2 separate regions of the Homo sapiens genome follow, and region 2 is linked to region 1. Evidence: read pairs that join two places in POLR2A ChIA-PET (ENCODE). Cell type or tissue: Panc1. All regions are shown on one strand. Each heading gives the region's core, and the rest is flanking DNA. Links, peaks and the distances in the headings are about the cores only. Region 1 overlaps TANGO6 (transport and golgi organization 6 homolog). Region 2 overlaps TANGO6 (transport and golgi organization 6 homolog).

What was found. ChIA-PET counts read pairs that join two places held together with the same protein. Peaks named below come from ENCODE experiments on the same cell type or tissue, not always from the same donor. Only the 100,000 strongest peaks of a DNase experiment are listed, where the experiment ranks them.
Region 2: POLR2A ChIA-PET joins it to region 1 with 11 read pairs; 2 of 35 experiments call an interaction of 5 or more read pairs at or near these places.

Annotation. Positions count from the first base shown.
Region 1 is chr16:68,866,335-68,883,031 of GRCh38, reverse strand. It overlaps TANGO6 (transport and golgi organization 6 homolog), which reads right to left. Exons shown (of 18, transcript NM_024562.2): 4 at 15,812-15,953; 5 at 7,742-7,878; 6 at 4,752-4,914; 7 at 2,402-2,484. Among named protein-coding and RNA genes, the nearest start is that of TANGO6, 31 kb to the right of the region's middle. RefSeq lists a silencer at 16,112-16,271. In Panc1, for the core only: no CTCF peak of the experiment used is centred there; no DNase peak of the experiment used is centred there.
Region 2 is chr16:68,944,206-68,960,902 of GRCh38, reverse strand. The region is part of intron 14 of TANGO6 (transport and golgi organization 6 homolog); the gene reads right to left. Among named protein-coding and RNA genes, the nearest start is that of TANGO6, 110 kb to the right of the region's middle. In Panc1, for the core only: no CTCF peak of the experiment used is centred there; a DNase peak (open chromatin) is centred at 8,169.

The DNA.
Region 1 (16,697 bases), core at 699-8,698:
TATTTATTTATTTTGAGACAGAGTCTCGCTCTGTTTTCCAAGCTGGAGTACAGTGGCACAATCTCGGCTCACTGCAACCTCCGCCTCCCGGGTTCAAGTGATTCTCCTGCCTCAGCCTCCTGAGTAGCTCGGACTACAGGCGCGTACCACAACGTCCGGCTAATTTTTTGTATTTTTAGTAGAGACAGGGTTTCACCATGTTAGTCAGGATGGTCTTGATCTACTGACCTCATGATCCGCCCGCCTTGGCCTCCCAAAGTGTTGGGATTACAGGCATGAGCCATCGTGCCAAGTATTTTTTTTTTTAATAAAACTGGTTTATTGAAGTATACCTTAAAAACCATAAAATCATTTATTTTAAATATACACTTCAGTGAATTTTAGTAAATTTACAGATTTGCAAAACCATCACAATACAATTTTAGAACCTTTCCGTCATCAAAAGATCCCTTGTGTCATTTGTAATTGCTCCCTGTCCTACCTACTAAATTCACATACAGGTTTTTCTATGAACACGTTTTCTTTTTTTTTTTTTGAGACGGAGTCTCGCTCTGTCACCCAGGCTGGAGTGCAGTGGTGCGATCTCGGCTCACTGCAAGCTCTGCCTTCCAGGTTCACGCCATTCTCCTGTTTCAGCCTCCCGAGTAGCTGGGACTACAGGTGCCTGCCACCACGCCCGGCTAATTTTTTTATATTTTTAGTAGAGACGGGGTTTCACCATGTTAGCCAGGATGGTCTCAATCTCCTGACCTCGTGATCTGCCCGCCTCGGCCTCCCATAGTGCTGGGATTACAGGTGTGAGCCACCGTGCCCGGCCTATATGAACAAGTTTTCATTTCTCTTGGGTATATACCTAGTAGTGGAATTGCTGGGCCCATATGATAACTCCAGGTTTAACTTTTTGAGGAAATGTCAAACTATTTTCCAAAGCAGCTGTACCTTTTTATATGAAATACAGTTTTGAAAGCTGTTTTCTAATGTAAAAGTGTTCAGCAGTAAATTATTATAAATTTATTAAAATAAATTGTATTTATTATTTTTATTTTTTATAGAGCTCGGGTCTCACTATATTCACCAGGTTGGTCTTGAACTCCTGGCCTCAAGTAATCCTCCTGCCTTGGCCTCCCAAAGTGCTAGAATTATAGGCATAAGCCACCACACTGGGCCTAAAATAAACTTTAAAGAATATTTATCCTACTTCCATCTAGCCATAACACAATGAATTTCATTTGCTTTCCAAAAGCATATACCACATATATTTATAAGGCTGTGATAATAAAGAACATAACATTTAGATTCTTAGTTTTCATTCACTTTTTTTCTATGAATAGAAAAGCAAATTTTCATTCTTGTTATATATTTATGTAGTCATTTGCAGGAATCATTTATTCAGACTTAATTTGTTATGACAGTAATTACTATCAAAAGTTATAAAGTAGATTCAATTATCATACACTTTTAGGAAGACTATAGTATTGAAAAAGCCCCTGTCAATTTCTTTTTTTGTTTGTTTGTTTGGAGACAGAGTCTCGCTCTATCCCCCAGGCTGGAGTGCAGTGGCATGATATCGGCACACTGCAACCTCCACCTCCTGGGTTCAAGCAATTCTCCTGTCTCAGCCTCCTAAGTAGCTGGGATTACAGGTGTGTGCCACCAGGCCCGGCTAATTTTTGTATTTTTAGTAGAGATAGGGTTTCGCCATATTGGCCAGGCTGGTCTTGAACTCCGGGCCTCAGGTGATCCACTCTCCTCGGCCTCTCAAAGTGCTGGGATGACAGGCGTGAGCCACCATGCCCGGCTCCATGTCAACTTCTTCAATAGACATGCTTTCATCAGCGGCATTTGCCAGTTAGAGAAACTAAACTATTTCAACATTTAGAATAAATGATGTAATTAACAGGGTTTCAAAAATATATCAGTTTTTTCACTTAAAAAGGTCAGCTTGCCAGGCGCAGTGGCTCGCGCCTGTAATCCCAGCTCTTAGGGAGGCAGAGGCAAGAGGATAGCTTGAGCCCAGGAGTTCGAGACCTACCTGGGCAATATAGTGAGACCTCATTCTCCACAAAAAGGAAAAGCAACAACAACAAAAGACAAAAAACGTCAGCTTACAGTTTCTGGTTTTCAAAGTGAAAACCAGACAGCTTGGAGCTTTAGATTAGTCATTCCAACGGTTCAAGTGCTAATTAAAAGGTAAAATTATTTTAAAAGGCTGGGAGCAGCGGCTCACACCTGTAATCCCAGCACTTTGGGAGGCTAAGGAAGGAGGATCGCTTGAGGCCAGGAGTTCAAGACCAGACTGGGCAACGTGGTGAGACCCCACCATCTCTACAAAAAAAGAAAAAATTTAAAAAAAATTTTAAATAAGAAGTAAATAAAAACATTAGTGACTCAGATTACCAACCTTAAACACATCCTCAATGCATCTACTAAGTTCTTCTTCTGTCACCAAAATAGTTCCTGGTACCATGTCACTCTCTGAAAGCTCTAGAAAATAAACACACAAAATTACCCATATTTAGTGCCTCACTGAATAGGACATACTAAAGCTAAGGAAGGAAGCTTTACTAGAAAGATGGCTCAGTAAGTAACACCTAAGATCAGAAAATGGTTATCATTGAACAATACACAATTCATACACATTTCATGGAATATATGATGCCACTGATTATAAACATGCATTGTTATTTTATGTATCACTAAGAAAAAACACCAACGTTGCCAATTACCTATAGCACATTATCACTTAGAATTTTCATTTTAGGCCAGGTGTGGTGGCTCACAACTGTAATCCCAGTATTTTGGGAGGCCAAGGCAGGCGGATCACAAAGTCACGAGTTTGAAATCAACCTGGCCAATATGGTGAAACCCCATCTCTACTAAAAATATAAGAAGTTAGCCGGGTGTGGTGGGGCAGGCCTGTAGTCCCAGCTACTCACGAGGCTGAGGCAGGAGAATCGCTTGAACCCGGGAGGCGGAGGTTGCAGTGAGCCGAGATTGTGCCACTGCACTCAAGCATGGGCAACAGAGTGAGACTCTGTCTCAAAAAAAAATTTTTTTTCATTTTAAACTTAATTGAATAAAAATTGGGGATTGGATGAAATGAAAATGGCAGAGTTGGCCAGGTGTGGTGGCTCACGCCTGTAATCCCAGCACTTTAGGAGGCCGAGGCAGGCGGATCACAAGGTCAGGAGACTGAGACCATCCTGGCTAACACAGTGAAACCCCATCTCTACTAAAAATACAAAAAATTAGCTGGGCGTGGTGACGGGCACCTGTAATCCCAGCTACTCAGGAGGCTGAGGCAGGAGAATGGCATGAACCTGGGAGGCAGAGCTTGCAGTGAGCCGAGATCATGCCACTGCACTCCAGCCTGGGTGACAGAGTGAGACTCTGTCTAAAAAAAAAAAAAAAAGAAAGAAAATGGCAGAGTTAATAGTTGTATCTAGGTGACAGGTACATAGGAGTTCATTATATAATCTCTATAATATGTGTTTAAAAATTTCCCTTCAAAAAGTTTTAAAATAGTTATATTTTATTTTTATTTATTTGAGACAGGGTCTTGCTCTGTAACCCAGGCTCTGGAGTGGAACTGTGTGATCATGGCTCACTGCAACCTCAACCTCCTGGGTCAAGTGATCCTCCCACCTCAGCTTCCCGAGCAGCTGGGAATACAGGCGTGCACCACCACGCCCAGCTAATTTTTAAAATTTTTTCTAAAGACAGGGTCTCATTATGTTACCCAGCCTGGTTGCAAACTCCTGGGCTCAAGTGATCCTCCCACCTCACCAATCCCAGCACTTTGGGAGGCTGAAGCAGGAAGATCGCTTGAGCCCAGGAGTTCCAGACCAGCCTGGACAATACAGAAATAAAAATTTAAAAAAAAGTTTTTAAAGTTTTATAATAAGTCTTTCTATTTATTTAGACATAGTTTTATCATATATTATTATTATTATTTTGAGCAAGGGTTGCACTCTGTTGCCCAGGCTAAAGTGCAGAGGTGTGATTATGGCTCACTGCAGCCTCAACCTCCCAGGCTCAAGCGATCCTCCCACATCAGCCTCCCAACTAGCTGGGGCTACAGGTGCTTGCCACCATGCCTGGCTAATTTTTATACTGTTTTTTGGTTAAGACGGGGTTTTGCCATGTTGCCCCAGTGGTCTCGAACTCCTGGGCTCAAGCAATCTGCCCGCCTAAGCCTCCCAAAGTGCTGAGATTACAAGCATGAGCCACCACGCCCAGCCATGATTCTTGATTGAATTCTGGATTAAAAAAAAAATAGCTCTAAAACAAATTATTGAAACAATTAGAGAAGTTTGAATGGAATTTGTATATTATATCAAAGCATATTGTATAAATGTTAAATTTCCTGAGTGTGGTAATCGCCTTGTGGTTATGTAGGAGACTGACATTTTTCTTTGGGGATGCATACTGTAGTATTTAGGGGTGAAGTGTTGTGATGTCTGCAACTAAGTCTCAAATGCTTCAGAAAAGACATGTTTATATGTATAGAAAGAGAGAAAGATAAAATAAATGTGGCCAAAATGTAAAGTTATTCGGTCTAGGTGATCTGTATATGGGTAGTTCAATATACTCTTCTTGAAACTTGTAAGTGAATTTGTCAAAATAAAAAGTTGGGGGGAGGGGAAGGAAAACTAAAGAGACTGATATAACACAGATTTAAATCATTTCAACGTGAAATACTGAAGAAGGTCCTTTAGAGGCACACACAGCCACCACACTTCCTCCTTTACCTGCTGTATTCAAACATCGATGAAGAGGAGCTAACACTGGCTGGAGCAAATACTTTGCTGCCAAATGTGGGCGTTCTCTTGACAAAGTTATAAAGGTAGTGGTGGCAACTCTCTGAAATTGTCGTGCTGTCAATTTATCTTGAAAGTGAAATAAATCCAGAACCTACAAAAAAACTACAAGAAGTAAATACCAGTTTTTTGCAAGGAATATGACAGTAACTAAAAACAAAAAGCATGAATTTCTTTAAGACAAAAAATAAATTCACCTCAATAACACTGATTCAACAGAATTCTTTTAATTTAACATACCCAGTATCAAAGGGTAAGAGAGCTGAACAGGCAGTGTTTTTATTTTTAATTAAAAAAATTTTTTGGCCGGGTGTGGTGGCTCACGCCTGTAATCCCAACACTTTGGGAGGCCGAGGCGGGAGGATCACAAGGTCAGGAGATCGAGACCATCCTGGCTAACACAGTGAAACCCTGTCTCTACTAAAAATACAAAAATCTTAGCCGAGTGTGGTGGCGGGCGCCTGTAGTCCCAGCTACTCAGGAGGCTGAGGCAGGAGAATGGTGTGAACCTGGGAAGCAGAGCTTGCAGTGAGCGGAGATCGCGCCACTGCACTCCAGCCTGGGCGACAGAGCGAGACTCCATCTCAAAAAAAAAAATTTTTTTTGCCCACCTCTCATACTTGCAGTGTTTTTATTAAATAATTTTATCAAATTTATAAAATACAGGCTCATTTTAGGCATACGCATAGGGAATATTAAGAAAACTCCCTCCACATTTTTCTTTTTCCTTTTTTTTTTTTTTTTGAGATGGAGTCTCACCCTGCCGCCCAGGCTGGAATACGGTGGTGCAATCTCGGCTCACTGCAACCTCCGCCTCCCAGGTTCAAGCAATTCTCCTGCCCCAGCCTCCCAAGTAGCTGGGATTACAGGCACATGCCACTACCCCCAGCTAATTTTTGTATTTTTAGTAGAGACGGGGTTTCACTATGTTGATCAGGCTGGTCTCAAACTCTTGACCTCGTGATCCGCCCGCCTCAGCCTCCCAAAGTGCTGGGATTACAGGCGTGAGCCACCGTGCCCAGCCCCACATTTTTCATGTATCAGATTTGCAAAGATCAAAAAAGTTTGTAACACATTGTGTGGGTAAAAATGTGGGAAAATAGGTACATAAAGCATATCGATCAAAAATTTAAATGCATAAAACCTTTGAACCAATAATTTCAATTCTAGGAATTTTTCCTATGGTAATACTGGTAGTTATGTACAAAGACTTATGGATATTAACTGTAGCATAATTTGTAATAGAAAAAGAATGGAAACAACTCAAATGTGCATCAATAACAGGCTGGTTAAATAAATTACAGTACATTAATATGATGAAATACCATGTACCCATGAAAATGAATGAAATGATCTCCAAGGTACACTGTGTTTTTTGTTGTTTTTCTTTTCAGATGGAGTCTCGCTCTGTCACCCGGGCTGGAGTGCATTGGTGCAAACTCAGCTCACTGCAACGTCTGCCTCCCAGGTTCAAGAGATTCTCTATCCTCAGCTTCCTGAGTAGCTAGGACTACAGGTGTGCACCACCACGCTTGGCCAATTTTTGTATTTTCAGTAGAGTTGGGGTTTCTCCATGTTGGCCAGGCTGGTCTCGAACTCCTGACCTCAAGTAATCTGCCCACCTCAGCCTCCCAAACTGCTGGGATTACAGGAGTGAGCCACTGTGCCTGGCCAAAGTACACTATCAATGAAAAAAAGCAAAATGAAAAGAGGGCATGCTGCATGCTATCATTTAGATAAAAATTAGCACTGGCCTGGCATGGTGGCTCACGCCTATAATCCCAGCACTTCGGGAGGCCGAGGCAGGCGGATCACCTGAGGTCAGGAGTTCGAGACCAGCCTGACCAACGTGGAGAAACCCCATCTCTACCAAAAATACAAAATTAGCCGGGTGTGGTGGCGCATGCCTGTAATCCCAGCTACTCGGGAGGCTGAGGCAGGAGAATCGCTTGAACCCGGGAGGTGGAGGTTGTGGTGAGCCAAGATCGCACCATTGTACTCCAGCCTGGGCAACAAGAGCAAAACTCTGTCTCAAAAAAAAAAAAAATTAGCATTAATTGTACCATCATGTGTATATGTTAATGTATGTGTGTATGCACATACATGTTAATATATACATACATTAACATATGCACATATGATGGTATATGCATAATACACAGAATATCTCTGGAAAGAAATTCATAGCAGTGACTACCTCTGAGGGACTGGAGAACAGGAATGGTAGGGAGACTTAGTTTTCGGTTTACTCTTTTATGCTTTTTAAATTGTTTGCCATGTTAATTTACCTTGTTTATTTAATATCTGCCTTTAAAAACTAACTAAAAACACATGGAGAGAAAAGATAACGAACAAGATGAAACTTGAGTTTCGTATTCTAGCTCTGAGAGCAAGCTGGGCAAATCATTTAGTAGTGGTGAGGCATTCTTTTTTTTTTTTTTTGAGACGGAGTTTCACTCTTGTTGCCCAGGCTGGAGTGTAATGGCTCAATCTCGGCTCACGGCAACCTCCGCCTCCCGGGTTCAATCCGTTCTCCTGCCTCAGCCTCCCAAGTAGCTGGGATTACAGGCATGCGCCACCACACCCAGCTAATTTTGTATTTTTTTTAGTAGAGACGGGGTTTCTCCATGTTGGTCAGGCTAATCTCGAACTCCCGACCTCAGGTGATCCGCCTGCCTCGGCCTCCCAAAGTGCTGAGATTACAAGCGTGAGCCACTGCGCCTGGCCTCGTCATTCTTAAACTGAACAATTAGGTCAGTCTCTTCCACCGGTTTTTATTCATTTATTAAGAAGGCTCCTCACTAAACAATAAACTTAAATATTATACTGCTTTTATCTCAATACTAGAGGAACATTAAAAGTCCTCTTTCTGTAAATAAGCAGATAATCCTCAAATGATCAATAGAAACAAAAAGATTTACCTGGGGGCAGATGTCCCTGTAGTAATTCTCTGGTGAAAGAGACTGCTGGGGACAAGAGGCCAAAATCTTTGCGATCAGGTCACACTTCTTCCAGTCAGCAGCCGTCACCTCAGCATCACTTCCACCAGCTGCTCCCGCTGGCACAATGGAGAGAGATGTTAGCAGCTCACAGCAATTCCCCACAGAAGGTCCCATGTAACAAATTTGTCTTAAAATTTAAGGTAAAATGCATTTATCTTTTCTATTGAAAATAGTTTATTTTTTTCTATAAGATAATCTACCCTTCTATACTTTCCTTTTTATGTTTTTTATTTCTTATTTATTTATTATTATTATTTTTTGAGACGGAGTCTTGTTCTGTCACCCAGGCTGGAATGTAGTGGCATGATCTCAGCTCACTGCAACCTCTTCCTGCCAGGTTCAAGCGATTCTCTTGCCTCAACCTCCCGAGTAGCTGGGATTACAGGAATACACCACCATGCCCAGGTAATTCCTTTCTATTTTTAGTAGAGACAGGGTTTTGCCATGTTGGCCAGGCTGGTCTCGAACTTCTGACCTCAGGTGATCTGCCCGCCTCAGCCTCCAAAGTGCTGTGATTACAGGCATGAGCCACCGCGCCTGGCCTATACGTTCCTTTTGATGCTAGTTTCTGGGAAATTCAGAGAAAAACTAGCACTTAGTCACTATAATGATATTATTCATATAACTGGAATACTAGCTTCACCATGTTTATTACTATTATTATTCTGTCTCCTTGTATGTATCATTTCATTTAAACTGTCTTAAGCCACAGCCGTAGAGTGACAGGGACCAGAATTACTTTACCGTCTTAAGCAATTATAAAATTGGACAAAATATATAAACAATGGTTTCCAGACAGTGGACAACAGGCAGCCCAGGACACTGATCCCTGAGAGAACGGAAGCAAACAAACTGAGCTTGACGACTGCCCTCGTTCACTGACTGGAGAGAGTTTTCAGGCGATAACAATAGCAGCCCAAATGAAGCCTGGCATCTTGTTCAGTGGAAGAAACATAGTTCAGAGTTCAGGGAGGCCAAAGCAGCTGGAATTTTCAGGGCAAAATACCAGAAGGGAGGAAGTTACATGTAGAGAGAGTTCCAAAGATCTGCAAAAGGGTCCTCTCTCAGGTCTTTGGTAGAGTATGATACACGTATGTGTGAGGAAAATACCAAAGCCTGGGGCAATAACCACCAGAAAGGAGTAGGGGGGAACAACCCCCACGGTTCATAAAGGCTGGGAAGAGTTGTGTTCCCACCAGCCAGCCTGGGAGGATCTCCTAATACACAGGGCAACAACTAGAATTCTCAGAAGTCTATTATCTTAGTACAATCTGTATTGTTACACTTAGTACAACACACTTAGTATAATACAAAAAGGGGTTAAATTACCTTAAAGGTTGCTGTAGAACCACACTAACAGAGCTGAAAAGCCAGGATCAAAGGGACTAAACTAATTCCAAGTAACTTAACTGCATTCCAGAACAAAGTCCAACTAAGGAATATAAAAATCTGGCACTCAGCAATGTAGAATAAAAATGTTCAGCATCCAGTCAAAAATTACCAAGCATATCCACATGAGGAATTATTATTCAGTCATAAAAAGGAATAATTTTTATGGAGGACTGATTCATTCATATTATAATATGACTAAACCTCGGCTGGGCACGGTGGCTGACACCTGTAATCCCAGCACTTTGGGAAGCCAAGGCAGGTGGATCACCTGAGGTCAGGCGTTTGAGACCAGCCTGGCCTACATGGTGAAACCCCGTCTCTACTAAAAATACAAAAATTAGCCAGATGTGGTGGTGGGCGCCTGTAATCCCAGCTACTTGGGAGGTTGAGGCAGGACAATCGCTTGAACCTGGCAGAAGAAGGTTGCAGTAAGCTGAGATCATGCCATTGCACTCCAGCCTGGGTGACAAGAGCAAAACTCTGTCTCAAAAACAAACAAACAAACAAAAAACATGAATAAATCTCAAAAACATTATGCCAAGTAAAGGAAGCCAGACACAAAGACCATGTATTGTATGAAATGCCAATACAGGTAAATCCAAAGAGACCAGGAGGTGAAGTAGTACTTACCAGAATCTGAGAGGAGGGGAGAATGAGGAGTGGTGATTGCTAGTGAGTATGAGGGCTTCTTTGGGGGGACATGGGGGGAGGGTTGAGGAAAATGTTCTGGAAATAGATATTGGTGATGACTGCACAGCTCTGTGAATATACTAAACACCCCAAACTGTACTCTTTAAAAAAAAAAAGTGACTTCTGGCCGGGTGCGGTGGCTCACTCCTGTAATCCCAGCACTTTGGGAGGCCGAGGCAGGTGGATCACCTGAGGTCAGGAGTTTGAGACCAGCCGGGCCAACATGGTGAAACCCCATCTCTACTAAAAATTTAAAAAAATATATTAGCTGGGTGTGGTGGCACAAACCTGTAGTCCCAGCTACTCGGGAAGCTGAGGCAAGAGAATCTCTTGAACATGGGAGGCGCAAGCTGTAGTGAGCCGAGATCGCGCCACTGCATTCCAGCCTGGGAAGTTGCAGTGAGCTGAGATCGCGCCACCGTTCTATGGTATGTGAATAACATCTAAAAAAAAAAAAAAAATTACCAGGCATGCAAAGAAGGAAAACAATATGGCTTATAATTAGAATAAAAAAATCAACAGAACCGGCTGTGGGCGGTGGCTCATGTCTGTAATCCCAGCACTTTGGGAGTCCAAGGCGGGCGGATCACCTGAGGTCAGGAGTTCAAGACCAGCCTGGCCAACATGGTGAAACGCTGTCTCTACTAAAAATACAAAAATTAGCTGGGCATGAGGACGCACACCTGTAGTCCCAGCTACTTGGGAGGCTGAGGCAGGAGAATCTCTTGAACCTGGGAGGCAGAGGTTGCAGTGAGCAAAGATCGTGCCATTGCACTCCAGCCTGGGTGACAGAGCAAGACTCTGCCTCAAAAAAAAAAGAAAAAAAAATCAGTAGAACAGACCCCAAAAAAACAGAGATAACAGAATTAGAAGACAAGACCATTAAGACAACTTCTTTTTTTTTTTGAGACAAGAGTCTCACCCTATCGCCCAGGCTGAAGTGCAGTGGCGAGATCTCGGCTCACTGAAACCTCCACCTCCCAGGTTCAAGCGATTCTTCTGCCTCAGCCTCCTGAGTAGCTGGGACTACAGGCACGCACCACTAATTTTTTGTATTTTTAGTAGAGGCAGGCTTTCACCATGTTGGCCAGGCTGGTCTCAAACTCCTGACCTCGTGATCCGCCCACGTTGGCCTCCTAAAGTGCTGGAATTTCAGGCTTGAGCCACTGCGCCTGGCCCATTAAGACAACTATTAAAAATTTGCCCTTGGCCAGGCACAGTGGTTCACGCCTGTAAACTCAGCACTTTGGGAGGCCAAGGTGGGTGGATCACTTGAGACCAGGAGTCCAAGACCTGCCTGGGCAATATGTCGAAACCCTGTCCCTACTAAAAATACAAAAATTAGTTGGGTGTGGTGGCGCATGCCTGTAATCCCAGCTGCTCAGAAGGCTGAGGCACCAGAATTGCTTGAACCTGGGAGGCAGAAGTTGCAGTGAACCAAGATCATGCCACTGCACTCCAGCCTGGGAGACAGAGCAAGACCCTGTCTCTGGGGAAAAAAAAATTTTAAAGACAGAGAAAAATAAAAAAGACATAGAGAAAAGAAGACACACACAAAAAGAGCATTAGTAATTGGCAGGACAACAGTAAACATAATATTTGGTGTCATTCAAATCTCAGAAAGAGAGATCTGAGGGGAGTACAGAAAAAAATATTTGAAGATAATGTCTGAGCAATTTCCAAATATGGCAAACACTATAAACCCACAGCTCCAAAAAGCAGAAAAAAAACCATAAAGAAACCAACACCACACCAAGGTACATCATAATCAAATTTCTAAAAACCAGCCATAAGAGAAAAATCTTAAAAGCAGTCAGAGGGAAAAATGGTATATCATTTATAGAGGAACAAAGATAAGAATGATAGCAGACTTTTCATCAGAAATGACACAAGCCAGAAGACAACAGAATATCTTTAAAGTACTAAAAGAAAAAATAAATGTCAACCTAGAATTCTATGCCCAATAAAAAATATCTTTCAAAAAGGAAGATGAACTAGACTTTTTCAGACAAACAAAAGCTAGAAAATTAATTGCCAGGCCGGGTGCGGTGGCTCACACCTGTAATCCCAGCACTTTGGGAGGCCGAGGCAGGTGGATCACCTGAGGTCAGGAGTTCAAGACCAGCCTGGCCAACGCAGTGAAACCCTGTCTCTACTAAAAATACAAAAAAAAAAAAAAATTAGCCGGGCGTGGTGGCTGGCACCTGTAATCCCAGCTACTTGGGAGGCTGCAGCAGGATAATCGCTTGAACCCAGGAGGCAGAGGTTGCAGTGAGCCGAGATCGTGGGCAACAAGAGCGAAATTCCGTCTCAAAAAAAAAAAAAGAAATTCATTGCCAGTAGACCTACACTAAAAGAAATGGCAACTAAAGTTCAGGCAGAAGGAAGTTTGCACTGAAATTTTGATCTACATAAAGAAATAAAGACCACCAGAAATGGCAAATATGCAGGTCAATATAAACCTGCCTCAAACCATTTTGGGAAAGAAACAAGGTATGAATAGATAACAACAAATATATACATGCACAAGTTGGGGGAACTCATAGGAAAAAGAGGGTTCTGATTTTCTTATAGTAGCTCTCAAATCTGCATGCCCTTAAGTGAGGTCTAACCCTTCTTGGAAAAGGAAGATGCAAAGACCTGTTTGTAAGGGACAACTTCTTATGGGTAACTGATCATTTGTTATTTCATTGGCCCTAGAAGCCACTGTGGGGAGAACTGAGGGGAGGCAATATTATAGCCACTCTAGACCAAATCTACCAACGTCTGCCAACCACACTGACCTCACTTTTGTCTGATGGGACCAAGGTACATTATGCCAGAAATGAAGTCAAGATTTATTCTTCTAGCTCTCTTCCTTCTTCCCCACATATCCAGCCCTTCGTTAAGTTTTGGCAACTCTCCTCCTTAAATATCTCTCAAACCCATTCATTTCTCTCCATTTCCATGACCACTGCATTAATCCAAGCCTCCGTGATTCCTCAGATGTCTGCCTTTTAACTGATCTCCCTGCTTCTGCTCTTACCCAATCCATTCTTCACAATACCTCCAGATAGATATTTCTAAACTGCAGATTTGATCATGTTCTCTCTTTCTTAAAACTGTTAATCGTTTCGCATCTCCCTCAGAATAAAGTTCAACATCCTGAACTCAGCCTATCAGGCCTCCCTGAGGTGGCCCCCAGCCACCATCCCCACTCACTGCGCACCACTCTACCTGCACTCTGCCCTCACTACTCTACCCACGTGGAGATTTCCTCAGAAGCACTATGCTCATTTCTACTTCAGTTCCTCATACATGCTACTCTCTCTGCCTATAACTATCTTCCCTCTCTCTTCAGCTAGTTAATTCCAACTCAGCCTTCAGGGCTCAGTTTAAATGCCATTTCCATAAAAAAAGCCACTAAGTTTGTGGTAAGTTGTTGCAGTAACAATAGGAAACTAACAGGCAGGGGATAAGGGAGATAAGAGACTGAACACACAAAAAAGGCAAAGTGTTCACCAGGATAAAAGTGAAGGGGATCCTTGGATGGCAGCTGAGTAGAAGGTAACCAGGATTGAGTAAAGCAAGTCAGAAGACCCAGAGAAAGATGTTTCCAAGAAGATAAAACTGATAGAATATCTGGTGGGTTTTTGTTTGTTTGTTTGTTTGACACAGGATATCGCTCTCCCACCCAGGCTGGAGTGCAGTGGTGTGATCATGGCTCACTAAAGCCACAAATTCCAGGGCTCCAGCAATCCTCCTGCCTCAGCCACCTCAGTAGCTGGAACCATAGGTGCGCACCACCACACCCAGCTAATTTTTGTATTTTTGGTAGAGATGGGGTTTCCCCATGTTGCCCAGGCTGGTCTCCTGAGCTCAAACTATCCACCTGCCTTGGCCTCCCAAAGTGTTGGGATTATAGGCATGAGCCACCATGCCCAGCCTATTTGATGTTTTTCAGTGTATTAAAAGGAGATTTAAACAAAAGAGGGACAGCTTGAGAAAAGATTAGTGATAAGCACATAGAAAACTAATCAGATGTACAAAAAAAAGATTAACTCCAGGAAGTACAAAAGATTATGTAAAAAAAGAAAGTAATCATAATATACAATATAGATCAGCTGTAAATAATAATCACAGAGTTACACTAATATAAACACTGAATATTGATCTAACCAAAACTGAGATATAAATATATTACGGAGATGTGAAAATAAAAATGTACTTGGGGGAATGATGGCAGTGTTATGAAAGAGAACAAGATCCTCTTCCACACATGGTGAGAGGTAGATACATGATGCCTGAAACTGAAAAAATTATGAATTCCCATATATTAGTTAGAAATATAGAAGTAAATGGCCAGGATCATGCCTGTAATCCCAGCACTTTGGGAGGCCGAGGTGGGTGGATCACGAGGTCAGAAGATCAAGACCATCCTGACTAACACAGTGAAACCCCATCTGTACTAAAAATACAAAAAATTAGCTGGGCGTGGTGGCAGGCGCCTTTAGTCCCAGCTACTCAGGAGGCTGAGGCAGAAGAATGGAGTGAACCCGGGAGGTGGAGGTTGCAATGAGCCAAGATCACGCCACTGCGCTCTAGCCTGGGTGAAAGAGCGAGACTCTGTCTCAAAAAAAAAAAAAAAAAAAAAAATAGAAATATAGAGGTAAATACCAGAAAAAACTCACTGAAAGAGTTCAAAGCAGTTGCTTCTAGAAATGGGAAATGGATTGGAATGATGCCGAGGACTGCTATTTTTCACTATAAGTCTCAGAGAACTATTTGACTTTAAATGATGTACATGTCTAATTTTCTCTAAAAAATAAAAAACATAAATTAAAAACTACTACCATGCTTAGCATTAACTTTTTTCCTATTAATGAGAACTTAGATAATATAATTAGGGAAATGACTCTAAAACTTCATCCCAAAGTTTGCATCTCAAAGGTATTTCTGGCTTCAAGAAAATTATTTTACATTTAACTTTTTTTTTTTTTTTTTGAGACAAGGTCTTGCTTTTTTTGTCCAGGCTGGAATGCAGTGCCATGATCATGGCTCACTATAGCCTCGAACTCCTGGGCTCAAGTGATCCTCCTGCCTTAGCCTCCCAAGTAGCTGGGACCATAGGCGGGCACCACCATACCTGGCTATTTTTTTTTTTTTTTTTGTAGAAACAGAGTCTTGCTATGTGGCCCAGGCTGGTCTTGAACTCCTGGCCTCAGACAGTCCTTCTGCCTCAGCCTCCCAAAGTGCTGGGATTACAGGTGTGAGCCACCACACCTGGCTTTATTATTATTATTATGATTATTGAGACAAAGTCTCATTCTGTCACCTAGGCTGGGGTGCAGTGGCACGATCTTGGCTCACTGCAACCTCCACCTCCAAAGTTCAAATGATTCTCCTGCCTCAGCCTCCCAAGTAGCTGGGGTTAGGCGCCCGCCGCCATGCCAGGCTAATTTTTGTATTTTAGTAGAGACGGGGATTCACCATGTTGGCCAGGCTGGTCTTGAACTCCTGACTTTAAGTGATCCACCTGCTTTGGCCTCCCAAAGTGCTGGGATTACAGGCGTGAGCCACCGCGCCCGGCCCACACCTAGCTTTATTTAACATTTACTTTAGGGTTTTTACTTCAATTTTCTGTGTAATGTTTTCCCCAGATAGTATAAATTATTTGAAATGGCTTACAATATTGTTCAATAAAATAGGCAGTGTATCACAAGTGTTTTAGGAAAAGAGCAAGAGAATTAGTTTCTTTGGAAAAGAAGCTCATTAACGGCCTCTAAGTTTAACCTGTTCAATCCCTGCAAGGATGGAGTTTAGTTTCAGTCAGGTTTTAAAGGTAAATACTAAAGACCAATAATTCACCTCAGACTCTGACTCAAAGGAAAACAGATACCAAAGTCACAGCAACATTTTATTTCTTACCACCTGCTCCTTCCAAAATGCCCCGGACTACTGCCTGAACACCATTAGGTCTCATTAACCTTTCAGAGAGCAGCTGTCCACATAGACGCCGAAGCCAAGCTGGGGCCCGACACCTCATCTGTGTCTTCACATCTGTGCAGGACTGAGAAAAAGAAGAAGGTGTGAATTCTGAATGTCACTGAAATAGATATGATGGCCGGGCGTAGTGGCTCATGCCTGTAAAAAAAAAAAAAAAAAAAAAAAAAGGAGAAATAGCTATGATATGCAGACTTATTTATTTATTTAGAGATGGAGTTTCACTCTTCACCCAGGCAGGAGTGCAGTGGCAAAATCTCGGCTCACTGCAACCTCCACCTCCCGGGTTCAAGCGATTCTCCTGCTTCAGCCTCCTGAGTCACTGAGATTACAGGCACGTGCCACTATGCCTGGGTACTTTTTGTATTTTTAGTAGAGATGGGGTTTCACCATGTTAGCCAGGCCGGTCTCGAACTCCTGACCTCAGGTGATCCACCCACCTCAGCGTCCCAAAGTTCTGGGATTACAGGCGTGAGCCACCGTGCCCAGCTAGACATTACTTTTTTTTTTTTTTTTGAGACGGAGTCTTGCTCTGTCGCCCAGGCCGGACTGCGGACTGCAGTGGCGCAATCTCGGCTCACTGCAAGCTCCGCTTCCCGGGTTCACGCCATTCTCCTGCCTCAGCCTCCCGAGTAGCTGGGACTACAGGCGCCCGCCACCGCGCCCGGCTAATTTTTTGTATTTTTAGTAGAGATGGGGTTTCACCTTGTTAGCCAGGATGGTCTCGATCTCCTGACCTCATGATCCACCCGCCTCGGCCTCCCAAAGTGCTGGGATTACAGGCGTGAGCCACCGCGCCCGGCCGACATTA
Region 2 (16,697 bases), core at 4,520-12,519, 74 kb before region 1:
TTCTCAAACACCTCCACTCCACAACATCTTTATAGGCTACTGCAAGCCCCCTAAATCTCTTGTGCTACTACACTCAAACAAATAAAACAAATCCAAAAACACAGCTGGAGACACAGTGGCTCATGCCTGTAATCCCAGCACTATGGGAGGTTGAGGTGGGTGGATCACTTGAAGCCAGGAGTTTGACTAGCCTGGCCAACATGGTGAAACCCCGTTTCTACTAAAAATACAAAAATTAGCCAGGCATGGTGGCGTACACTTGCAATCCCAGTTTCCTGGGAGACTGAGGCAGAATTGCTTAAACCCCGGGAGGAAGAGGTTGCAGTGAGCCAAGACTGTGTCACTGCACTCCAGCCTGGGTGACAGAGCGAGACTCTGTCTCAAATAAAATAAATAAATAAGAATAATAATTAATTAAATAAAAAATAATTTAAAAAACAGCACTGGAAAGCTTACAGTCAGCTGTGCTGGGCTGCCTCTATCAAATACCTGTGAATGAATCCCAGAGGGGAAGGAGTGAGAGAGCAGAAGTCAGGAAAGCTGTGCCTTAAGAACACCATGATGATCAAGGTTCTGGAGTACGTACAGAAAAAAAAAAAAAAAAAGCTGCCCTAATACTGACTGAAGGCATAAAGAAGGAAGGGAAAGAAAACGGCAATTACTGCTGCATTGAAAGTAATCACTGCCCTAAGCATTCAGCGAAACTTATAATTCAGCTGATCACGGGTAAGAAATAAAGAAGCCAGGCGTCATTCATTTAATTTTCTTTATGTAGCTTTCAAAGAGTAAAAAAGCACATAAATATTCTCTTTATGCTATCAAAAGAAACAGTTACCAGTAAAAAGAAAAGAGGGGCTTCGGATATCCAAGAAAATAATGGGTACTTCTCTGTCCGCCAAATTTAGGTAAGAAAACAAAACATTCCTCACACCTCCTGAAAGCCCTGAGATGGGTGGTCCAGGTAGGAGGAGAACCACCTGAACTTCAGGTTTATTTTTCCCCTAAGTTTTCTACTGACATTTCACCTCAAGCCTATGCAAAGAAAAGCTGCAGAATCAGCAGAGCTGACTGACTTGTCAGGTTCTCACTAGTTTAGAAAAAGCCAAAGGCTTCCACGGAGAGTTGCCACCTGGCCTAAAGTTCTGGCAAGACAGGGCTGATCTTTCACATCCTCCAAGTGTCCTGAGAAAAGCTTGGTGGGCTAGGAGATGTGCCCTGTGTCTGGGGCACCAGCCAGTGACAGAGGCAAGGTGGAAACTCTTCCTCAGTTCTCCATTTTTTCCTTATTTATTTTTATTTTTATTTTATTTTATTTTGAGATGGAGTCTTGCTCTGTAATCCAGGCTGGAGTGCAGTGGCGTGATCTTGGCTCACTGCAACCTCCACCCCCCAGGTTCAAGCAATTCTCCTGCCTCAGCCTCCTGAGTAGCTGGGATTATAGGTGCACACCACCACACCCAGCTAACTTTTATATTTTTAGTAGAGACAGGGTTTCACCATGTTGGTCAGGCTGGTCTCGAACTCCTGACCTCATGATCCACCCACCTTGGCCTCCCAAAGTGCTGGGATTACAGTCGTGAGCCACCGCACTCGGCCCATTTTTTCCTTATTTAACCCTAACAGATGTCTTGATGACATGATTAGGCAAGTCTTTGTGATAGGTGCTCCAGGCTAGCAGTGGCTTGGAAAAAGCGATCATTGTGAAATGAGCAAACATGACATGCAGGACTTAAAACTGTAGTGTCACATGGAAACCAAACAGAACTACTGTAAAACTCTTCCAAAGAATTCTTTCCTAAAATATGAAAATACACACATAAACACTCTGCCTATAATTTCAGGGAGTTATCCAACCTAATCAGGCACCCTGTAGGGTTCTACACAGGGGTTAACTTGACATTAACCCTTCAGGTTAAAATCCTGTGTTTAGTGAGATATAACAGGACACTTGTTTTTTTAAATTTAGAGACAGGGTCTTACTCTGATAACCAGACTGGAGTGCAGTGGCATGATCATGGCTCACTGCAACCTTGAACTCCTGGCCTCAGATGATCCTCCTGCCTCAGGCTCCTGAGTAGCTGGGACCACAGGCAAGCACCACCACACCCTGCTAAAATATTAAAAAATGCTTCGTAGAGACAGGACCTTGCTATGCTGCCTAGGCTGGTCTTGAACTCCTGGTCTCAAGTAATCCTCCCCCATCTCAGTCTCCCACAGTGCTGGGATCACAGGTATAAGCCATTGTGCTCATCCTGGACATCTGTAAATAGAGGGAAAGCCTCTTAAAAATCTGTTTCTGCAATTAAAAGAGGTTTTTTTTCTTTTTCTTTCCTTTCTTTTCTTTCCTTCCTCCCTCCCTCTCTCTCTCCCTCCCCTGCTTCCTTCCTTCCTCTCTCTTTTTTTTTTTTTTTTTGAGACAGAGTTTCGCTCTTGCTGCCCAGGCTGGAGTGCAGTGGCGCGATCTCAGCTCACTGCAACCTCCGCCTCCCAGGTTCAAGCAATTCTCCTGCCTCAGCCTCCCAAGTAGCTGAGATTACAGGCATGCACCACCACGCCCGGCTAATTTTGTGGTTTTAGTAGAGACAGGGTTTCTCCATGTTGAGGCTGGTCTCGAACTCCTGACCTTAGGTGATTTGCCCGCCTCACCCTCTCAAAGTGCTGGGATTACAGGCGCGAGTGACTGCACCCGGCTCATACACTGAATTTTTAATTTAATTTGTTTTTTTTTTTTGAGATGGAGTTTCCCTCTTCTTGCCCAGGCTGGAGTGCAATGGCGCAGTCTTGGCTCGCTACAACCTTTGCCTCCCGGTTCAAGTGATTCTCCTGCCTCAGCCTCCCAAGTAGGTGGGATTACAGGGGACTGCCACTGCACCCGGCTAATTTTTGTATTTTTAGTGGAAACGGGGTTTCACCATGTTGGCCAGGCTTGTCTCGAACTCCTGACCTTAAATGATCTACCCTCCTCAGCCTATCAAAGTGTTGGGATTACAGGTGTGAGCCACTGCATGTGGCCTGAATTTTTAATTTTAGTTATTCTACTTTTTACTTTAAGACTTTCCATTTCATTTTTCAAATCTATTAGATAATTGTTGTTTCCCATTCCCTGAAGATATTTTCAAACTTATCTTGTATTTCTCTAAATATAATAAGTATGGTTACTTCATAATTTCTATGTGACAATTCCAACATCTAAAGTCTTATGCTTGCTGGGCATGGTGACTCACGCCTGTAATCCCAGAATTTTGGGAGGCCAACGTGGGCAGATGATTTGAGGTTGGGAGTTCGAGACCAGCCTGGCCAACATGGTGAAACCCAGTCTCTACTAAAAAATCCAAAAATTAGCCAAGCATGGTGCTGGGCGCTTGTAATCCCAGCTATTCAGGAGGCCGAGGCACGAGAACTGCTTGAACCAGGGAGGTGGAGGCTGCGGTGAGCCAAAATCGCACCACTGCACTCCAGGCTGGGTGACAGAGCGAGACACTGTCTCAAAAAAAAAAAAAAAAAATAGTGTTATGCTTGGTTATTTTGTGACTATGTACTAATTATTAGCCTTAAATAATTACATGGAGAAGGAAGAAATGGGGAATTATTGCCTAATGTTATAGAGTTTCTGTGTGGGCTGATGAGAAAGTTTTAGAAATAGTGATAATGACTACATTATCAATACAACTAATGACACTGAATTGTAGATTTTTAAATAATTAAAATGGCCAACTTTATGTTGCTATACATGCATGCATGCATGCATACACACATAAAACCGCAATAAAATATTTTTTAATTATTAAAAAATTTAAAAATTAAAGTAAAAATAAAAAATGACAATGAGGATTCTTCGAGGTCTAGGATGAAGGGGCCTTCTTCCATAGGAGATATGCTTTCATTTCTGCAAGACTCTTATAGACACTACAGGTATAGAAACATTTTAAATTCTAATTCCCTGCTTGAGATTTCCTGAATCCCAATAAAGCAAGTCAGCAGAAGAGGTCCATTCCGTGATCATAACCTCTCAAATACAAGTTTTCTTTTTCTTTTCCTTTTTTTTCTTTTGAGACAGAGACTTACTCCGTCGCCCAGGCTGGAGTGCAGTGGCGCAATCTCGGCTCACTGTAACCTCTGCCTCCTGAGTTCAAGTGATTCTCCTGCCTCAGCCTCTCGAGTGGCTGGGATTACAGGTGCCTGCCACCATGACTGGCTAATTTTTGTATTTTTAGTAGAGTCAGGGTTTTACCATATTGGCCAGGCTAGTCTCAAACTCCTGACCTCAGGTGATCCAACTGCCTCGGCCTCCCAAAGTGCTCAGATTACAGACATGAGCCACTGTGCCTGGCCTCAGATAGAGGTTTTCTTTCCTTATTCCCTCCTGCTCTGCTTAGTGCCAAGACAAGTCTACTCCCAGACCCTTGGGAACAGGTGAAGGTACTTGAAGGTACATCTGGAGGCGTATTCCTTAGCGGGTCTAAGCTTAATGTTGGAGGGCCTTCTGTTAGACTCCTACTTCAAACTTGGTCTGGGCTTTCATTTCTGCAATGTTGCCCTTCAAAGCCATGAAACCCACAGCTTAATTTCAAGCAAATGCCCTCAGAGTAAATGCAGGTTCTTATGTTCAGTTCACCTCATAGAGTTCTGGTTTTCTCTTTAGATGCTGGCTTGGTTATTCCCTGTTTTCTTATGAGCTCTTTAATGCTTTTAAAGTGTTTTAAATATGTTACCCTATGTAATAGTTGTTTTTATTTTTTGTTTTGTTTTTTTGAGACAGAGTCTCACCCCATTGCGCAGGCTGGAGTGCAGTGGTGCAATCTCAGCCCACTGCAACCTCCACCTCCTGAGTTCAAGCAATTCTCCTGCCTCACCCTCCCGAGTAGCTGGGATTACAGGTGCCCACCACCATGCCCAGCTAATTTTTGTATTTTTAGTAGAGATGGGGTTTCACCATGTTGGCCAGGCTGGTCTTGATCTCCTGACCTCAGGTAATCCTCCAGCCTCGGGCCTCCCAAAGTGTTGGGATTACAGATGTGAGCCACCATGCCTGGCTTATATAATAGTTATTTTTAGCTGAGTTATCTCATTATTACTGGAAGTGGAAGGCAGATATCTATTTTTTTATAGAATATGTATAGTTTGAATTTAAGATTTAATGTTTTAATCTACCTGACAAATATGCTGCATGTTAAGGTTTCTTTGTATTACTAATAGTATATCAGACTTTCCACTGATAAATTCTATCATGCTAAACAAGTATATTCACTCCTGAATCTTTCTCCTTTATACTGTTGTCTCACTGAGTAATTTAAATTGAATTTATTTTCACATTTTCACGTACAATTTTTGACCCAGTGACCCAACTGATCGTCTCAGCATCTTAATAAGTGCTGCAAGTAACAGCTTCTAATAAGTATGAGTGAAAGATCAAACACCACTGTGCCAATGCAGTCACAGTGAGGAGCAGAGCAGCGTTGCTCTATGAGCTGTCATTTTCCTTGTATGTCCCCTGTTATGAATGGCATCTGGACAGATATATCCCGGATGAAATTCTGCTCCTAGCTTAACCATTTGGTTGCTGAATTGCAAGACAAATAATAGATACATTCAATTTTATCTAATTAGTATACTCTGACTTAATAATTTTGCAAACTGAATCACTTTACAAACTAAATATAGAGAAGTTATTATTATGGTCTGGTTTCCAAGCAACGATTTCATTAAGAAAAGCTCCACTTGGGAAAAACATCTGTTTGTCAGTTAGGTTTCTGCTGTCATATAATTTCACAGTGAAAAAGCCATAGTCACTCTGTGCTTTAGTAATCCCTAGTTGTGAAAAGGTCAACGGGGGGTACTACACCGAGGGAAGCCATCTGTTTCAATCTGTACTAGTCCCTGAACCTTGTTGTCATGAAACAATTCAGTTTCCCTAAACAGCCATGTAATTTTAAAAACATTCTCTTCTTATTATAAAATCAATACGTGTTCATATTAGAAAACATGAAAAATATAAAAGACACAAAGAAGAAAATAAAAATCACCTGAGTTTTTGATGCCTTCATGTTAGATCTCATTTGAAAATGGATTCCACCGCTAAAAAATTACTTAAAACCCACTGGCCTAAAATAATGCCATATGGTTTTTTACCTTTTTAATCTGCAATTAGGATGTTTTTCATAATGGTTAAGGGCTGTGTGTTGGACAACCAAGCTCAGAAATTTGTACAGATATCCAAACATTCTCATTGCATTTTATGAAAGTAGGCTTAAGGAGAGACTGAATTCTCCATCAGTGGTGAAGAGGTGAGGAAGGGTGTGTATGTGGCATGACACATGAAATGTGGTATAAAACTTTCTCGCTAGGCACGTACATAGCCTGACAGTGAGTTCTCAAAACTTTTTTTTTCTTTTGAGCAGCAGAACTTTGTTTTTCCATGAAATCTTAAGAGAGGGCTTGATGAAAGAGAGAAAAGGAGAGCCATCTGGTTAGAGTGGGTTGCCTGGTGCTCCAAACCCACTCACCCATGCCCCTCCTTACTGATCCTAAGGGTCTGGAGGGCACAGGCGTTCATGCAGTTCTTGCCTCCTGCTCCTCCCTGCTGTAGTCCTGCTGCTTTGCTGTTTCGCATCCTACAACACTCTTTCCTCCTTCCTTTTTTTTTTTTTTTTTTTGAGATGGAGTCTTGCTCTGTTGCTCAGGCTGGAGTGTAGTGGCACGATCTCAGCTCACTGCAACCTCTGCTTCCTGGGTTGAAGCAATTCTCCTGCCTCAGCCTCCCAAGTGGCTGGGATTACAGGCACACACCACCACACCCAGCTAACTTTTCTTTTTTTTTGTATTTTTAGTAGAGACGAGGTTTCACCATGTTGGCCAGGCTGGTCTCGAACTCCTGACCTCAAGTGATCCGCCCACCTCGGCCTCCGAAAGTGCTGGGATTACAGGCATGAGCCACTGTGCCTGGTCTCCTCCCTTCTTTACTAGGTTAATTCCTAACTACCCACAGATCCTCACTGATGGGTTACTGCCTCGTTCCCTTGCTGTCAGGGAAAATGTCCCTAAAACATGTTTAGTGAAGCAATTAAATACATCTTAATTTCATGGTTTCTGGGGCTCATTTCAAGTCCTTCTCCTCCTATTCATATAGACTAGCTGTCACAAAGGCGGGTTTCACGACCAAGAAGACAGTATGAGATACCTCCAGGTAGAGTCAGTTGCTTAAATGTCTACTTTACAAGCTATTAAGGAGGTCTAAGTATCTTCCCTACAGAACGGCTATTTAAATTTTGCCCTGGAGCCACCCTTTATCTAGTAAAGTTGGAATCTGAAGGCAAGTTAAGGAGGATGGAGTTAGTGAGAGAACACCATGTACCTTTTATTTAGAGCACCTGTGTCAAAACCATGTTTTACATTTGTGTGATTTTGTATCATTTGCTCTTCTCCAACTGTAAACTCCATGAAGGCAAGACATGACTGTTTTTCTCAGTGTTGTACCTTGCACAGCACCCTCAAACATAGCAGTGCTCAATAAATATCTGTTGAGGCGGGTGCAGTGGCTCACGCCTATAATCCCAGCACTTTGGGAGGCCGAGGCAGGTGTATCACCTGAGGTCAGGAATTCGAGATCAGCCTGGCCAACATGGCGAAACCCTGTCTCTGCTAAATACAAAAAACTAGCCAGGCGTGGTGGTGCGTGCCTGTAATCCCAGTTACTCAGGAAGCCGAGGCAGGAGAATCGCTCGAACCTGGGAGGCAGAGGTTGCAGTGAGCCAAGATTGTGCCACTGCACTCCAGCTTGGGAGACAGAGCAAGACTCCGTCTCACACACACAAAATAATAATAATAATAATAATAATAATAATAATAATAATAAAAAATACCTGTTGAGTGAATGAACATTTTAAGCCATTAACAACAACAACAAAAAGAAAACCCTAATTGCCAAAGAAAATATTTTACAATTCTCTTTTTGTCCCTATTTAAAGGTTATCAATAGTGGAAAACAAAAGTTGAACACAAAGTACAAAAGTGATTCTAAAACAGCTTTCTCCTAAGAAACACCTTAGCAATCATGTCCCAGCAGGTGGACAGAGAGATGACCTAATGAGGTCTTTGGCAGCTCAAGGGGTTGTGATTCATTCCCTGAGGCTCAATTCATTCCCAACCTTCAATCCTCCTCTGGGGCAGGAGAGATACCACAAGGTCAGGAAGCACAAAAGCCTAATGTAAAAATCTAAAAATGTGTTGCCCAAACTGTACAGACACCATTTAAGTTTACCTTCCACCACTGCCAAGTTCTCAACGTGACCTGAGAGGGGGTAATTGATGCTTCATTCAGTTAAAAATTGTAAAGTTATGATTCACCAACAAAAGGAACTATGTCAGTGTTAATAAAAAATATAATTGGGCTTACTAAGTGTGTGAACAGCTTCAAGTATCATCTTAATCACATCTGGTGAGATTAGGAATTTTAATTTGTATTTGAGATGAAGGGTGACATAGGCTGCTTGCTCTTTAGTTGGGGAGGGAAACACAAAAGCAGGGTGCACCTCTAGCTGATACTGCAATAAAGCTCCAGTAAAAACCATGGATTACTTAGAGAGTGTGGGATGCTGTATTTAAGGGGAAGTCTGAAGAGGGACTTGCTGTTTTACTTACAAGCTCTCTCACTACTCCATCCTCCTTAACTTGCCTTCAAATTCCAACTTTACTAGAGAAAGGGTGGCTCCAGGGCAAAATTTAAATCGCTGTTCTGCAGGGAAGGTACTTAGACCTCCTTAATAGCTTGTAAAGTGGACATTTAAGCAACTGACTCTTTACCTGGAGGTATCTCATGTTGCCTTCTTGGTCATGAATCCTGCCTTTGTGACAGCTAGTCTATATGAATAGGAGGTGAGGGACTTTAAAGGAGCCCCAGAAGCCATGAAATTAAGAAGTATTTAATTGCTTCACTGAAAATGTCATGATCCATGGTTCCATGGTTTAATTTTACCATCCGTAAGAGCAGAGGCTGGCCAGGTGTGGTGGCTCACGCCTGTAATCTCAGCACTTTGGGAGGCCGAGGCGGGTGGATCACAAGGTCAGGAGATCGAGACCATCCTAGCTAACACGGTGAAACCTCGTCTCTACTAAAAATACAAAAAATTAGCTGGGCGTGGTGGCGGGTGCCTGTAGTCCCAGCTACTCAGGAGGCTGAGGCAGGAGAATGGTGTGAACCGGGAAGGCAGAGCTTGCAGTGAGCTGAGATCACGCCACTGCACTCTAGCTTAGGCGATAGAGCGAGACTCTGTCTCAAAAAAAAAAAAAAAAAAGAACAGAGGCCATGGTGTTGTGACAAAGGTGAGAAAATGCAATGGAAAAAGGAAGGAAGTACAGAGGCATAAATAAGGGCCTTGGCTTTGGAGTTGAATCCAGCCTCTATTACATACTGGTTGGCCAAGCAGTTGGCCTCTTAGCCCTGGTTTCTTTGTCTGAAAAATGGGAGATGAAGATACTGACTCCTATACCTTGCCTTCATGCCCATTTTGCTCCACTAACAACCTGAACTGCTTCCCTTCTGTTATACTTTATATTTGCCCAACCCCCCCACCCTGCCTTTTTTTTTTGAGACAGGGTCTCTGTCACCCAGGCTGGAGTGCAGTTGTATGATCACAGCTTGCTGCAGTCTTGACCTCTTGGGCTCAAGTGATTCTCCCACTTCAGCCTCCAGAGTAGCTGGGACTATAGGCATGCGCTACCACACCCGGCTAATTTTTAAAATTTTTATAGAGACAGGATTTTGCCATGTTGTCCAGGCTGGTCTTAAACTACTGGGCTCAAGTGATCGTCCACATCGACCTCCCAAAGTGCTGGGATTACAGGCAGCAGCCACAGCACCTGGTCTGGCCCCACTCTTGAACATCTTCCTACCTTTGCTTTTCCCTCAGCTTCAATCCCCTCACACTCATTTGAGTGTCTAAATCCTGCCCACCCATCTTTCATAGTCCTGAGAGCTCCACAAAAAACAACAGTACTGTTCTGAGTTTTTAACGTTATTTTTAAATTTTTTAAATTTACTTTTTTTTTGAGACAGAGTCTTGCTCTATTGCCCAGGCTGGAGTGCAACGGTGCCACATCAGCTCACTGCAACCTCCGCCTCCCAGGCTCAAGCGATTCTCCTGCCTCAGCCTCCTGAGCAGCTGGGATCACAGGTGCCCGCCACCACACCTGGCTAATTTTAGTACTTTTAGTAGAGATGGGGTTTCACCATGTTGGCCAAGCTGGTCTCGAACTCCTGAACTCGTGATCGACCCACCTCAGCCTCCCAAAGTGCTGGGACTACAGGTGTGAGCCACCGCGCCCATCCTAAATTTTTTTTTTAAAACAGAGTCTCGCTCTGTCGCCCAGGCTGGAATACAGTGGCTCGATCTCGGCTCACTGCAACCTCCGCCTCCCAGGTTCAAGCGATTCTCCTGCCTCAGCCTCCAGAGTAGCTGGGATTATAGGAACCCATACTATGCCCAGCTAATTTCGTATTTTTCGTAGAGATGGGGTTTCACCATGTAGGACCAGGCTGGTTTCAAACTCCTGACCTCAGGTGATCTGCTTGCCTCGGCCTCCCAAAGTGTTGGGATTACAGGCATGAGCCACCACGTGTGGCCTTTAATTTTTTTAAGTGTACAATTCAGTTAGTTTTGGTATATTTACCAGGCTGTGCAATAATCCCCACTATCTAATTCCAAAACATTTTCATCTCCTCACAAAGAAACCTCATATCCATTATCAGTCACTCCTTACTCCTCCATCCCCCACATCCTCTGACAACTATTACTCTACTTTCTGAATTTATACATTTGTCTGTTTTGGACATTTCATTCATATAGGAATCATACAACACATGGCCTTTTGTGTCTGGCTTCTTTTCCTTACCATATTTTCAAATTCATTCATGTTGCAGTATGAATCAATAGTTCATTCCTTTTTACTGCCAAATAATATTCCACTGTGTACATACATCAGATGTTATGAATCCATTCATCAGGCGGTAGATATTAATATGTATGTTGTTTCAATTTTTCAGCTATTATAAATAATGCCTATATATATATATAAATATAAACTTTTGTGTGGACATATGTTTTCATTTCTCATGGGTATATACCTAGGAGTGGAACTGATAGGTCACATGATAACCATGTTTAACCTTTTGAAAATGGCCAGACTATTTTTCAAAGCAACTGTACCATTTTACATTTCTACCGGCAACATTTCTTCACATCCTCATAATTTGTATTATTTTAAAGTAAGCTTTTTTTTTTTTTCTTTGAGACAGAGTTTCGCTCATCTCCCAAGCTAAAGTGCAATGGTGCAATCTCGGCTCACTGCAACCTCTGCTTCCCGGGTTCAAGCGATTCTCCTGCCTCAGCCTCCCAAGTAGCTGGGATTACAGGCACTGACAATCATGCCCGGCTAATTTTTGTCTTTTTAGTGGAGACAAAGTTTCACTATGTTGGCCAGGCTGGTCTGAAACTCCTGACCTCTAGTGATCTGCCTGCCTCGGCCTCCCAAAGTGCTGGGATTACAGGTGTGAGCCATCATGCCTGGCCAAGGTAAGCTATTTTTAAATGTCATTTATTGGCACCAGAAATACAACAGATCTCAAAAGTTCTATACAGAAAGCTACGTGCTTACTTAACTCACGCTCTCAGTAAACTGGATAAATCCCAGGATTGACTTCTTTCTTTCTTTCTTTCTTTTTGAGACGGAGTTTCACTATTGTTGCCCAGGCTAGAGGGCAATGGCGCGATCTCGGCTTACCGCAACCTGCCCCTCCCAGGTTCAAGCGTTTCTCCAGCCTCAGCCTCCCAGGTAGCTGGGATTAGAGGCATGCACCACCACGCTCAGCTAATTTTGTATTTTTAGTAGAGACAGGGTTTCTCCATGTTGGTCAGGCTGGTCTCGAACTCCCGACCTCAGGTGATCCGCCCACCTTGGCCTCCCAAAGTGCTGGGATTACAGGCGTGAGCCACCGCACCCAGCCACCCAGGATTGATTTCTGAAGCCTCTTTCCTAATGCTCCTAAAACAATGCTGATACTTTCAATGCTGAAACACTAATGATTGTCTGCAGGAAGAAGGGTGGGCAGTGTGTGAGGTAATACGTACTCACAGTCCATGTGAAAGATGAGTTTCAAAGATACACACAGAGATTGCTTAAAAATTAACACTTGACACATTGCCATGTTAGCAAAAATAAAACAAAAATCAAGCATGAGGTCAGCATACTATTAAGTTATAAACAGGGTTGATATATAGTGAAACAATTTTCCAAAGGTAGGCCTGGTTCTCCTATACTTAAGACCACTAGGAAACTCAGCCCTTGCATCTTGGGAACAAAAAGAATGAGGGCACTATGATTGATTATTTTTCCCTGTGGCAAAAATGTAGACTTCAGAGCCAGAGGCACAAATCCAAATCCTGATGTTGTCATGAGGTATCTGAGTCACTGTGGGCCAGTTACTTAACATCCTTAAGCCTCAGTTCCCTCATCTGTAAAATGGGGAGAATAATTCCTAACCTGCAGGGTTGCTGTGACTAGCACATAGATACTCAATAAATGCTAACTTGTCATAATAAATGACAATAGTTACTTACTGTCATTTCTCTTTACATCCAAGGCAATCTTGGAAAGTGAAAATAGCTAACAGTGAAGTAGCCGGTTCATCTTTTACTTACATGTAAGTACTAAATTGTTAAATATTCTGATGCAAATTTGAATGTATCAATCTTTGATTGATAAAGGAAACCACTGGACAGATATTCAAAAAATGAAGCTAGTGTAAAACTCAAGTGTTGTGGGCTTTGAAATGCAATCTCTGGCTTGGGAGAGGGAAAGAAGGCATCATATATATATATATATATCAGCTGCACTGTAGTAAGATAAGGTACAAGAGACTGGGAATCCCTGTAAAATGGCTTGATCCCAGCTCCATCACTCTCCCAACTTCTGTGACTGTAGGCAAGTCAATTCTTCAGTTATAAAAGATGGGTTGTAGTCTGGGCGTGATGGCTCACACCTGTAATCCCAGCACTTTGGGAGGCCGGGGCAGGCGGATCACCTGAGGTCAGGAGTTTCAGACCAGTCTGGCCAACACGGTGAAACCCCATCTCTACTAAAAATACAAAAATTAGCTGGGCATGTTGGTGTGTGCCTGTAGTCCCAGCTACTTGGGAGGCTGAGGCAGAAGAATTTCTTGAACCCAGGAGGCAGAGCGTGCAGTGAGCTGTGATCACGCCACTGCACTCCAGCCTGGGCAACAGAGGGAGACTCTGTCTCAAAAAAAAAAAAAAAAAAAAAAGAGATGGGTTATAATATCTAGTCTTATTATATTTCAGGCTTGTTGACAGAATCAAAGCTTTCTAGATAATTAAGCATTATTTAATTTTAATAAATATTATTGACAATCATAATACATCTTTTTAATTTTTTTTTTGAGACGGAGTCTTACTCTGTCGCCAGGCTGGAGTACAGTGGCACAATCTTGGCTCACCGCAACCTTCGACTCCCTGGTTCAAGCGATTCTCTTGCTTCAGCCTCCTGAGTAGCTGGGATTGTAGGCACACACCACCATGCCTGGCCAATTTTTGTAATTTTAGTAGAGACGGTTTCACCATGTTGGCCAGGATGGTCTTGATTTCCTGACCTCGTGATCCGCCTGCCTCGGCCTCCCAAAGTGCTGGGATTACAGGCGTGAGCCACTGCGCCCAGCCTTTAAATTTTAAAGATAGAACAACATGGCCAATTTCTATCATCATTTGAAAGCTCTAGAGAAGTAACCTAGCATACTGGGGGAAAAATAAGATTAAGATTAAGATTAAGAGGCCAAGAACATGGTTCAAATTATTTGCTGTGTAATCTTGAAAAACGAACTTAACTCATGTAGGCCTCAGAATTTTCACCTATAAAATGGGGATATCTCACATCACATCCAAAAATTAGCTCGAAATGGATCACAGACCTAAATGTAAGAGTGAAATCTGTACAACTATTGGAAGTAAACACAGAAATAAATCTTCATTATCTTGGGCTAGGCAACAATTTGTTAGAAATGATATCAAAAGTGCAAGCAATGAAAGAGAAATTAGGTGGGGTACAGTGGCTTACACCTGTAATCTCAGCATTTTGGGAGGCTGATACAGGCAGATTACTTGACCCCAGGAGTTTCAGACCAGCCTGGGCAACATGGCAAAATCTTGTCTCTACAAGAAATACAAAAATTAGCTGGGCATGGTGGTGTGCACCTGTAGTCCTGGCTACTTGCTACTTGGGAGGCTGAGGTGGGAGGCCAAGGCTGTAGTAAGCCTGGGGATATCAAGGCCACAGTGAGCCAAGATCGCACCACTACACACCAACTTGGGTGAGAGTAAGACCCTGTCTTAAAAGAAAAGAAAAGGCCGGGCGCGGTGGCTCACGCCTGTAATCCCCCCACTTTGGGAGGCCGAGGTGGGCGGATCACGAGGTCAAGAGATCAAGACCATCCTGGCTAACACAGTGAAACCCTGTCTCTACTTAAAAAATACAAAAAAATTAGCCGGGCATTGTGGTGGGAGCCTGTAGTCCCAGCTACTCGGGAGGCTGAGGCAGGAGAATGGCGTGAACCCGGGAGGCGGAGCTTGCAGTGAGCCGAGATCGTGCCACTGCACTCCAGCCTGGGCGACAAAGCAAGACTCAGTGTCAAAAAAAAAAAAAGAAGAAGAAGAAGAAACAGAAATTAGACTTCATTGAAAGTAAAAACTTCTGTGTTTCAAATGACACCATTATGTAAGAGAAAAGACAATCCACAGGATGGCAGAAAATATCTGCAAATCATGCATCTGATAAAGGACTTTTCTCCAGAATGTATAAAGAACTGTTATAACTCAATGATAGGAAGGAAAAAAAAAATTAAAAATGGGCAAAGAGGCTGGGCGCAGTGGCTCACGCCTATAATCCTAGCATTTTGGGAGGCCAAGGCGGGGGATCATCTGAGGTCAGGAGTTCGAGACCAGCCTGGCCAACATGGCTAAACCCTGTCTCTACTAAAAATACAAAAATTAACTGGGTGTGGTGATAGGCATCTGTAATCGCAGCTACTCAGGAGGCTGGGGCAGGAGAATCACTTGAACCTGGGAGGTGGAGGTTGCAGTGAGCCAAGATCATGCCACTGCACTCCAGCCTGGGCAGCAGAGTGAGACTCCATCTCAAAAAAAAAAAAGGCAAAGAATCTGAATAGACACTTCTCTAATGAAGATTTACAAATGGGCAATGAACTCATAAAAAGATCTTCAACATCACTAGTCATGAGTGAAGTGCAAATCAAATCACAATGAGATACCCCTTCACACCCATTAGGGTGGCTATGTGAAAGCTGATCAAACAAATTTGGTCATTTTTGTCATACCCACCTAAGAGTTGAGAGGCCAGGGAAACAAAGCACGCAGTGCACATAATATTGCCCCAAAAGTATAATTCCCTACAAGCCCAGCTGCTGAAACTCCCTATTGTGACCTAAAACCAAGAAATTAAAAAAAAATAAAATAAAAAAGAAATTTAAAAAAGTAACCTAAAACCAGTTTTATCTTAGCTACTGAAACAAACTTGCTGCAACTCTAAGACTAGTTTTACCCACCACTGTCACTCCTCAGAGCTTGTCAGCTGCTCAGAACTTTACAGTGCCAATGAACTTTCTTTCTGGAACAGTATGTAACATTTCTCCTTTTTATAAAATCTCCAAACTTCTTCCTCTTCTTCTTCTTTTTTGTTTTTGAGACAGAGTCTCGCCCTGTCACCCAGGCTGGAGTGCAGTGGCCTGATCTCAGCTCACTGCAACCTCTACCTCCTGGGTTCAAGTGATTCTCCTGCCTCCAGAGTAGCTGGGATTACAGGTGTGCACAACCACACCTGGCTAATTTTTGTATTTTTAGTAGACATGGGTTTTCACCATGTTGGCCAGGCTGGTCTCGAACTCCTGACCTCAAGTGATCTGCCTGCCTCAGGCGTGAGCCACCGTGCCCGGCCAAACCTCTAAACTTATCTTTGTTCTTCAGACATATGGAAGACCACCCTGTCTGTGTATGCCCTGAATTGCAATTCTTGCTTCTGCAAAATGTTTTAAATTTAGAGATTTGTCCTTATATTTTATTTGATTTTGACATATGTGGTGTCAGAAGTGGGATTCCAAACCTGACTCACCTTGGGAAAAATCATCGGCCCTTGGAACTATGACATAAGGTACTCACATTGAGGGCCTTTGAGCACCCTCTCTCCCACGAGTCAGCTAGGTGTTCCCTGGTGAGTCTCCTGGATGGCACTCCTGCTTTGGGTAAAGTTCTGTTTTGTTTGGGATTTGCTTAGAGAAGGGTCTTTCCTCCTCTTATTTGGAGGGGGGTCTCTCTCTGGTTGGGAGATCATCTGTTGGGGAGGACTCTTTTCCTCCTGGCAGACCTCAGCTGTGAGGTCTGAGTGAAGAGATATTTTTCCTCCAGGTTGAGGCCTGGGTGAAAGAATTTTTCCTTTTCCCTTCAGTTGGGAAAGGCAGCTGATCGTCCTCTTGGTAAGTACATACTTTATTTTCCATCAGCACTTGTGTTTATTTGGCTTTTGCATATTCAACACTTGCATTTAATTGGCTTTTGTATATTCAACATTAAACTGAGTCACCTAGATAAGTTTAATTACAAATGGGCTCTCAAAGTTCAAAG